Linked DNA regions of Homo sapiens: region 2 is linked to region 1. Evidence: chromatin contacts called from ENCODE Hi-C data. All regions are on one chromosome and are shown on one strand. The core of a region is the stretch at or near the end of the contact, and the rest is flanking DNA. Distances in the headings are between cores, read along the strand shown.

Region 1 (4,604 bases), core at 942-3,441:
CTGGCCAGGTTTTAATTTTATGTGATATGTCATCTTTATTTCAGAGATTATATAAATTCTGGTACACAGAAACACTGGGTGCATTGTTCATGGACTGATTCCTAACAAAATAAGAAAAATCAGCTGGGGCGGTAGCTCACGCCTGTAATCCCAGCACTTTGGGAGGCAGAGGTGGGTGCATCACCTGAGGTCAGGAGTTCAAGACCAGCCTGACCAATACGGTGAAACCCCATCTCTACTGAAAATACAAAAATTAGCCGGGTGTGGTGGTGGGCACCTGTAATCCCAGCTACTCAGGAGGCTGAGACAGGAGGATTGCTTGAACCCGGGAGGCGGAGGCTGCAGTGAGCTGAGATTGCGCCACTGCACTCCAGCTTGGACGACAGAGGGAGACTCCATCTCAATGAAGAAAAAAAAAAGAAAAAAAAAGAAAAATCACTAATGTGGTTTATTGCTGGACTTTATTAAAACCTCCCTTAGAGATCAGTGCTTCAACCATAGCTGCACATTCAAGTCACCTGAAGAGCTTTCAGAAATTCTGATGCGCAGGCATCACCCGAATTAAATCAGTCTCCCCAGTAGGGCCCAGGCAGGCCTCAGGAGCCCCCTAAATGAGTTCAATGTACAGCCGAGGGAGTACTCACTGTTTCCAAAAAAGATTAGCAACTGAACTCAGCGAGCAAATGCTGTTGTAGATAAGATTTTAACCACAGGCCGGGCGCGGTGGCTCACACCTGCAATCGCAGCACTTTGGGAGGCCGAGGCGGGCAGATCACCTGAAGTCGGGAGTTCGAGACCAGCCTGACCAACATGGTGAAACCCCGTCTCTACTAAAAATACAAAATTAGCTGGGTGTGGTGGCGCATGCCTGTAATCCCAGTTACAGGAGGCTGAGGCAGGAGAAGCGCTTGAACTCGGGAGATGGAGGTTGCTGTGAGCCGAGATCGCACCACGGCACTGCAGCCTGGGCTACAAGAGTGACGCTCTGTCTCAAAAAAAAAAAAAAAAAAAAAAGAAAAGGATTTTAACCACTTAGCTGCAGAATACTTTACCTGTAAGGGGGCCTGCGCTTCTCCCCAGCATACTGGAAAAGGTCATCAGTGAAAAACTTTGGCACCTTGTAGTCTTCCAAAAGTTTCCTTCTTTTAGGGTGTTCACCATAGCTGCTGTCAAAGATGTAAAGGGGACTATCATCTCGAGTGCTCTCCATGTACTCGATGTAGTATTTCATCTTCATCTTCACTGAGTAGCCATCGTTATCCTCACCACACTTGAACTTCTGGTTCCGATATTTCCTTTTTAGGCGCTCCAGAGTCCATTTCTCCTGCGCAGACCAGCCCTCTTGCGCATTCAACAAAACCACGGGCTTGTAAGGTCTTTCATACCGCTCCACAAATTCTTCCACAGACAGCTGTAAAGCATCTGCCCTTTCCACGTTATCCTGAGGGAATTAAAAAAGACCTGTCCAGTTAAAAAAAAAAAAAAAGTCCAGTGGCAGATAAGGGTGTCCCCAAGGCCAACTGGTAATGACAAACCGAAGGAAGTTGACTCTCGTCTGGCTCCTCCGGGGTGGGGGCAGGGCGCGTGCGTGAGGCCACGTCGTTCCTAGAGCCACCCCCCATGAGCCTTGACAGCCAGGTCCCCTAGGGGACCCGCCGCCCAAAGGAGTCAGGGACGACGGGCCTTCTAGTTGAGAGCGCCACAGGCGTGGGACTCCCGTCGTCCGCCAGAGCAGACGGGCGGCCACAGCACGGGAGGAAGCAGACCCGCCCCGGAATCCGCGCCTCGGGGACCCCAAACTCCGCGGGGTGCGGGTGAGCCTCTACGAGGTCCCGGGCGCTCGGGGCGAGGGCAGCCTCGGGCCCAGAGAAAGGTGCGTAGCGGCTGGAGGTGCCGATGCCCGGCCTGGCCACCCCCGCCCGACCCGCTCACCGCCACGGCCGCCGGGCTCAGCGAGAAGCTCTCGTAGTAGTTGTGCCGGGTCCAATCCAGCGAGTCCTTGAGCTCCGGCCGCGCACTCCGCTTGGCCTCGCGGATGCGCTTCTTGCTCTTGTGGTTCATTCTGCGGGGTCGCCAGCTGGTTCCGCTACGACCTCGGCGCAGCCCGCTTCCTGACACTAACGCACCCCTCCCCGGCCTGGGCGGCGGCGACGGCAGTACCCAAACGCCCTTCGCTCAGTCCCGGCGCCTTTAAAGTCGCCTTCCAGAAAATTCACTCCCCAGCCACCTCCCGAGCCTCGGGTTGGGCAAGCGGCCGCCGTCTTCCCCGCCCCGACGCCTCTCGCGGTTTTCCATTGGCTTTGGCTCCCCTGGGGTACTCCTTCACATACGGCGGGCCTCCGCCATGTTGGGAAGGTCACGTCGGCTGCGTCACCGCCCCGCCCCGCCCCGCCCCTCCCCTCCCGCGCTGCCGCTGTGCCCATCACTTCCGGTCGCGCCAGCCGCCCGTTGCCAGTTCTGCGCGTGTGAGTCTCTTTCGCCTTGCTCCGGGCTTTCTTCGCTCGCAGCGCGGCAGGGTTATCACCAGATCTGGGCTTTCCCCTTCTTGCCGTCAGGTGCTACGGCCACGTGGCCCGCGGCTTCCCGCTCGCGCAGTCTGGCAGCCCGGAGCCTTCCGCGGTCCCCCGCCCGCCCGGGGCCCAACGACGCCCTACTGGGCGAGCACGATTTCCGAGGACAGGGGGTCCGGGCCCAGCGCTTTCGATTCTCGGAGGAGCCGGGTCCGGGGGCCGACGGGGCTGTCCTGGAGGTCCACGTCCCGCAGGTGCGTGCAGCAGCACCCGCCAGGAGGCGCCTGAGGTCAGGAGCGGATGTCGGCTGACTTGGCTGGGTTCCTGAGGGACCGGGGGTGCGGACGCTCAGCTGCGCAGCTTCCTGCTTTAGGTTGACCCCCGGAGCAAAAACGTCGGATATGAAGCCCTTCGGTGCATTAAATGTCTCTCAGTAAGAATTTTGGAGACCCTGCCAAGAAGTGACCCTGGTCACTATGTTGGTCAGGCTGGTCTCGAACTGTAAGCTTAAGTGATCCTCCTGCCTCGGCCTCCCAAAGTGCTAGGATTACAGGCATGAGCCACTGCGCCGGGCCGGCTTTCTCCACATCGAATCTTTCCTGCCAGGAAAGTGACATTCTTGACTGACCTCTAATGCTTCTTTTGATCTTGTCCAAGGGTTTCTTGATTCATCCTTATCTCTCACTTTTGTGTGAGTTTTGGGATCAGGGTTTCCAGTTTTATTTGGTGCCCAAAGTGTTTCTTGGGTTGGACCTCGCTTCTTCCTCTAAGCTCACAGCTACAACAAAACTCTCAATAATAATTCTTTTTCTTTTCTTTTTTTTGAGACACTGTCTCGCTCTGGCGCCCAGGCTGGAGCGCAGTGGCGCGATCACAGCTCACTGCAACCTCCAACTCCCGGATTCAAGTGATCCTCCCGCCTGCCTAAGTGCTGGGATTGCAGGAGTGAGCCACCATGCCCTGCCTGTCTTCGGTTTTTCAAAGCACTTTCACTTTGCAGTATTTCATTTGGTTTTAACACCAGCCTGTGAGGCATGTCCCATGCTAAAGAAACAGCTTTAGAGAAGTTAAATGGGAGGCGGAGGCGGGAGGATCGCTTGGGACCAGGAGTTCCAGACCAGCCTGGGCAATATAGTGATACTACGTCTCTACAAAAAGTAGAAAAATTAGGCATCGTGGCTTGTGCCTGTAGCCCCAGCTACTCCGGAGGGTGAGGTGGGAGGATTGCTTGAGCCCGAGAGGTCGAGGCTGCTGTGAGCTATGATCAGGCCACTGCACTCAGGCATGAGCAACAGAGCAAGACATTGTCAAGAAGAAAAAAAAAAAAAAAGACTGGAGTGGAGGCTATTTCTGATTGTTTCCAAACAGCTTCACTTTTTTTTGCTAACTGCAACCTCAACCTCTGGGCTCAAGTGATCCTCCCACCTCAGCCTTTCAAGTAACTGAGACTACAGGCATTGGCCACCACACCCAATCTGGCTTCACGGATTTTTTTTTTTTTTTTTGGAGATGGAGTCTCGCTCTGTCACCCAGACGAGTGCAGTGGCACAATCTCAGCTCACTGCAACCTCCGCCTCGTGGGTTCAAGTGATTCTCCTGCCTCAGCCTCCCAAGTAGCTGGGATTATAGGCGCCCACCACCATGCCTGGCTAATTTTTGTATTTTTAGTAGAGACGGGGTTTTGCCATGTTGGCCAAGCTGATCTTGAACTCCTGACCTCAGGTGATGCACCTGCCTCGGCCTACCAAAGTGCTGGGATTACAGGTGTAAGCCACCGCTCCCGGCTGGCTTCACGTTTAAATACACTTGCATTTCTTCCTAAATGTAGGGGGTGATGATATTGCCTGTGAGAATAGAAGCCTCTTTCCTTTTTTTTTTTTTTTTTTGGAGTTGGAGTCTTGCTCTGTCGCCCAGGCTGGAGTGCAGTCGCGAGATCTCTGCTCACTGCAAGCTCTGCCTCCCGGGTTCACGCCATTTTCCTGTCTCAGCCTCCGGAGTAGCTGGGACTACAGGTGCCCACCACCATGTCCGGCTAATTTTTTTGTATTTTTAGTGGAGTAGAGACGGGGTTTCACCGCGTTAGCCAGGATGGTC
Region 2 (4,328 bases), core at 803-3,302, 2.1 Mb after region 1:
ACAGGGAGACCATCAGTGGAGGCGACTCTTCCTGTGCCTTCTCTTCAGCTACTTCCCAGGGATGCGGCGCGCACCGGGAACCCTCTACCACGAAAAAGCCGTCCAAGGAGCATCCACGCGTGCACTCAGGATGAGGCGGGTGGACCGTACTACCTCATCACCAGTTGTTGTAATGCACACGATATGAACACCTTAACCTTGACCCCAGACAAGCCCAGAGAAGGAAAACCTCCCCAACACCTGCCAGTCAGCTCCAGTCTAATCTTATTTCCAAAGAGTAAGAGGTAATAAATCCCCAAGTTTTGGATTTAATGAACCAGTAAAACTTCAATAACAACAACAACAAACCTCAGGGAGTAATAGGAGTTGCCAAAATTTTGCTTTGCTAAGTGTGGATTTTCTCTTTCATTACCATCTACGATCACTATGATTACATAAAATTAAGGTTCGTAAAAACAGTTTACAGTGAAAACATTCAAACACACAGATGGAGAACCGCACAGGGAGCACATGAGCCCCCCTTATTCAGCCTCAGTAACTACATCTGACCCATCCTGAGTCACTTCCCATCCCCAGGTAATTCTACAGCAAATCTCAGACCTATGACTTCATCCATAAATAAAAGCATACCAACTCCCGAAAAATGTGTAAGGAAATGATCTCAGAATAAAAGCCATCTACAAAGTGAAGACATCCAGTCGTATTAAAAACTCCCCACAATATCACTGCTTTCGGTTAGGACTCACATCTACCCTGGAAGGTGAGAACTCTGTCATGCACAACCAACGCTTGAGAACCACTTAGGGAGGGGATAAACGAACCTTGGGAGATGTAACCCAGTTTCACTCGAGATAAGTAACTTTGAACTTAACCCACTCCTTAATGTAGATGCAGAGATTTTGAACACAATTTTTCAAGTGGGACAGGTCAATCTCTACTTCACCAATTCCACCTAAAACATTAAGCAATAACCTAAACAACGCTCGCTCGCTCTCTGACGTGTAGGAGCCCGAGACAAGTGTTCCTGTAATCACTAGCAATCCCTCCGACGCACACACCATCCACACTCTACCCAACTCAGGAAGGATGCTCTCTCTTGTCCAAGGACAGCACAGGCCTCATCCACATTTCCACCTGCGCGAACCCCAGCCAGCACCATTTAGGCTCATTCCCGCTCCCTCCTCCTTCTAAAGTCACTTTTCCAGGATGAACTGCAACGGACGCTCGCAGGGTCAACCACGTGCTGGGGAGAGGAGCCCACGGAAGCAGCGGCCTCCCGGGGCCCAGCGCCGCGCTCCAGGGGCCTCCCGGGCGACTCCGCAGCGCCTGCCCCGAGCCCGGCCGCGGACACAGCGACCCGAGCACCTCTCCCCGAGCATGGCTCCGTGGCGAGCGTTACGTAAACGGGGGCGCGCGGAGTCTCCCCTCTCGTGTGTCTGGGTTTGGCGGCCGCCACTCCAGCCCCAGGCCCAGGACCCCCACGCCACCCGCCAGAAGCAGCAGCATCGGAACCGCACCCCGCCCCGGGCTCCATGGCCTCCTCCGCAACCACGAGGAAGGTGCCCGCCCCGGGGCCGCACCCGCCCCGCTGAGCTCTGCGGCCGCACGCGACGCCCTCGCCCTGATTCCGACTTCAACCTCTCCGAAGTTGACCTGAATCCTGCACAGACAGCGGGCCCCGGCGACCCCCATCACCGGCCCGGAGCCCGGGGGACGGCGGAGACCGGCGAGGACAGCCCGGCCCCGGACCCTCCTCGGGAATACCCGGGCTCTGGAGAAGCGAGCTCGCGAGCGGGCGGAGCATCCCGGGTCCTCCTCGGGGACGGCCGAAGCCCTGCGCGGACCCGCGCCCACGTTCTCCCTGAGCGTCCCGGCTGCGCCCGCCAGCCCTTCCCGCGCCCCAGGCCTCGCGGAACCCCCCGCCCCGGTCTCGTCCCCAGGCCTGCGCACCGCCCCGACCCGACCCCAGCCTACCCCGGCCTCTCCGCGGGCGCGCCACAAGCCTACGCAGCCCTGGCGACTCCTTCGGCCCGCGGCCCAGCACGCGCACCATCCGGGCCTCCGGCGCCTCACACACGTGTCACCGCGACGCTTAAAGGCGCCGCACCCAGCGTTCGCGCTGCGCTAACTCCGAAAGGGTTGGGAGGCTTTAAGAGGCGGGGCTAGATTCCGCTAACTCCCTGTCCCCGCCCACCGCCGCTTCCGTGTCGCCTACGTCACCTCCCCATCACGGGACCCCGCCAGCCTACGTGATGACGCAAGTGCGCAGAGCCACAGGCGCTCCCGCCCCTGTGCCGCGGCAGGGTGACGTCTCCGCAGCGCACTAGAGGTGCCGCTACTTCCGGGTCGGCCGAGCACACCTGGCGGCGTGGCGGACGCCTGAAGTGTGACAGTGGCGCGCGCCCCCGCCCCAGAACGGGGACTCGAGGGACTTTGCCCACCCCTGCAACAGCCCTCCCGCGCTGTCTCCCGGGCAGGGAGAAGGCTGGGCTCCCCCACCTGCCCCTGGCCGTCAGGTGGCTGTGGAGAAGCGGAGGCGCGGGCGCTCGGCCTTAACGTCCCGGGCTCTGGGGCCATCCGTGACTCCCACACGCGGAGCACCTGCAGTTTGGGGAGGGAGGGATCTGGGAGCGATCGGCCAAAGCCTGGGGCTGCCGAGGAAATGGCTCTTCGGAATTAGGGATCTGAGAGTGTGAGATTTGACCTTTGTAGGCTGGTGGCGGCTGTGCAATCTCTAGCTCCACCCACTCCCTCCAAAAGCTTTGTCCTCTGACAGCTCTGCGAAGGTTTTAGCTGAGTATTTGTGAGCACGTATTTCTTTTGCAGTATTTTTAAAAATCCTCTTGATCTGAGGCAACTTCGCTGGCTTCCTCCCCATTCCCTTGGGCAGGTTGAGAGTGTTGGTTCCTGGCCTGACCTCAGAAACTCAGAGAAGCACAGGATGGGCATAAACTACTTTATCCAAAAGGCAGAACTTTGCAAACACAGTCGTATCTGCTGTGTCTTTTTTGATGTAAGTAGGAATGATGAGTAGGGTGAAGTCACAGGTAAACAACCCAAAACGAATTTCCATGCCCTCCCCACGGATCCTAAAGCAGGGACTGGAGATGGGGAGAGAGGCTAGATGTACTTGGAACAAAATTCACCTTGTATTTATTACCTGGGCGCTGGTGTTTTTTGAAAAAAGCAAACAAGATAACCATATTAGTCTGATGCTGAGACTATGCCCTATCTGTAAGAATCCTTGGGCTGGGCGCGGTGGCTCACCCTTGTAATCCCAACACTTGGAGGCCAAGGTGGGCGGATCACCTGAGGTCAGGAGTTCGAGACCAGCATGGCCAACATGGTGAAACCCCGTCTCTACTAAACATACAAAAATTAGCTGGGTGTGGTGGTGGGCGCCTGTAATCCCAGCTACTCAGGAGGCTGAGGCACGAGAATCCCTTGAACCTAGGAGGCGGAGGTTGCAGCGAGCTGAGATGTCGCCACTGCACTCCAGCCTGGGCGACAGAGCGAGACTCCGTCTCAAAAGAAAAGAAAAGAAAAGAAAAAAAGGCAGGGCACAGTGGCTCACGCCTGTAATCCTAGCACTTTGGGAGGCCGAGGCAGGCAGATCGCTTGAGGTCAGGAATTCCAGACCAGCCTGGCCAACATGGTGAAAACCTGTCTCTACTAAAAATACAAAAATTAGCTGGGTATGGTGGCGCACGCCTGTAATCCGAGCTACTAGGGAGGCTGAGACAGGAGAATCGCTTGTACCTGGGAGGTGGAGGTTGCAATGAGCTGAGATCGTGCCATTGCACTCCAGCAGCCTGGACAACAGAGCAATACTTGGTCTAAAAAAAAAAAAAAGAAAGAAATGCAACGTAGGTCTCTCACGAAATTAGCCCAAATCTTCAGCCATCTTCTACAGGCTGTGAAACCAGGAGAGGAATTGAGTCCATCTTACCTTGACCTCCCAGGCAGGGAGCGGACCAGGTAATTTTTGGGTGACAATACAACTATTCTGTTAATGCACCTTTTTCTTGAGGTAAGTTCTAATGTGATCCGTTTTGGTTACAGCTTTCTATAACAGAATATTTTATTCTTTCATCTTTAATGTTTCTCTAGTTTTCTCTTTTAGGATTTAGAGATCATTCAGTCTCATCTCAAATATTTCAATTTCCATGTGGTTCTTTCATAAACATTTATCCACAGTGAGCCTGCCCTGCATTCTTTGGGTGTGGCTGACAGTTGCAGCCACCCTCAGGTCTGCGGGGGTGGGTGTGTTGCCCCTGAACTGCAATAGCAGAATTTCTCCCTAGCCTGGCAGGGGAGTGCAATCGTGG

What was found. A loop is a pair of places that touch in the nucleus more often than their neighbours do. Pooled maps may share reads with other maps.
Region 2: a pooled map shows a loop between it and region 1 (8-fold over the local background). The contact joins the promoter of USP36 here to the promoter of JMJD6 in region 1. A Hi-C loop is called at or near these places in 2 of 168 maps with a recorded cell type or tissue (B cell and CD8-positive, alpha-beta T cell), 2 of 37 single-sample maps with no recorded cell type and 11 of 50 pooled maps.

Annotation. Positions count from the first base shown.
Region 1 is chr17:76,724,415-76,729,018 of GRCh38, forward strand. It overlaps JMJD6 (jumonji domain containing 6, arginine demethylase and lysine hydroxylase), which reads right to left and starts at 2,192. Exons shown (of 6, transcript NM_015167.3): 1 at 1,933-2,192; 2 at 1,053-1,441. The coding sequence starts at 2,061. It overlaps METTL23 (methyltransferase 23, arginine), which reads left to right and starts at 2,425. Exons shown (of 5, transcript NM_001080510.5): 1 at 2,425-2,764. RefSeq lists enhancers at 2,065-2,694, 3,325-3,953 and silencers at 2,116-2,245, 2,356-2,805.
Region 2 is chr17:78,838,762-78,843,089 of GRCh38, forward strand. USP36 (ubiquitin specific peptidase 36) reads right to left here and starts at 2,053. Exons shown (of 21, transcript NM_001385174.1): 1 at 1,975-2,053. It overlaps LOC124904067 (a long non-coding RNA gene), which reads left to right and starts at 2,353. Exons shown (of 2, transcript XR_007065923.1): 1 at 2,353-4,328. RefSeq lists enhancers at 1-21, 22-536, 2,131-2,320 and silencers at 1,461-1,980, 2,441-2,540.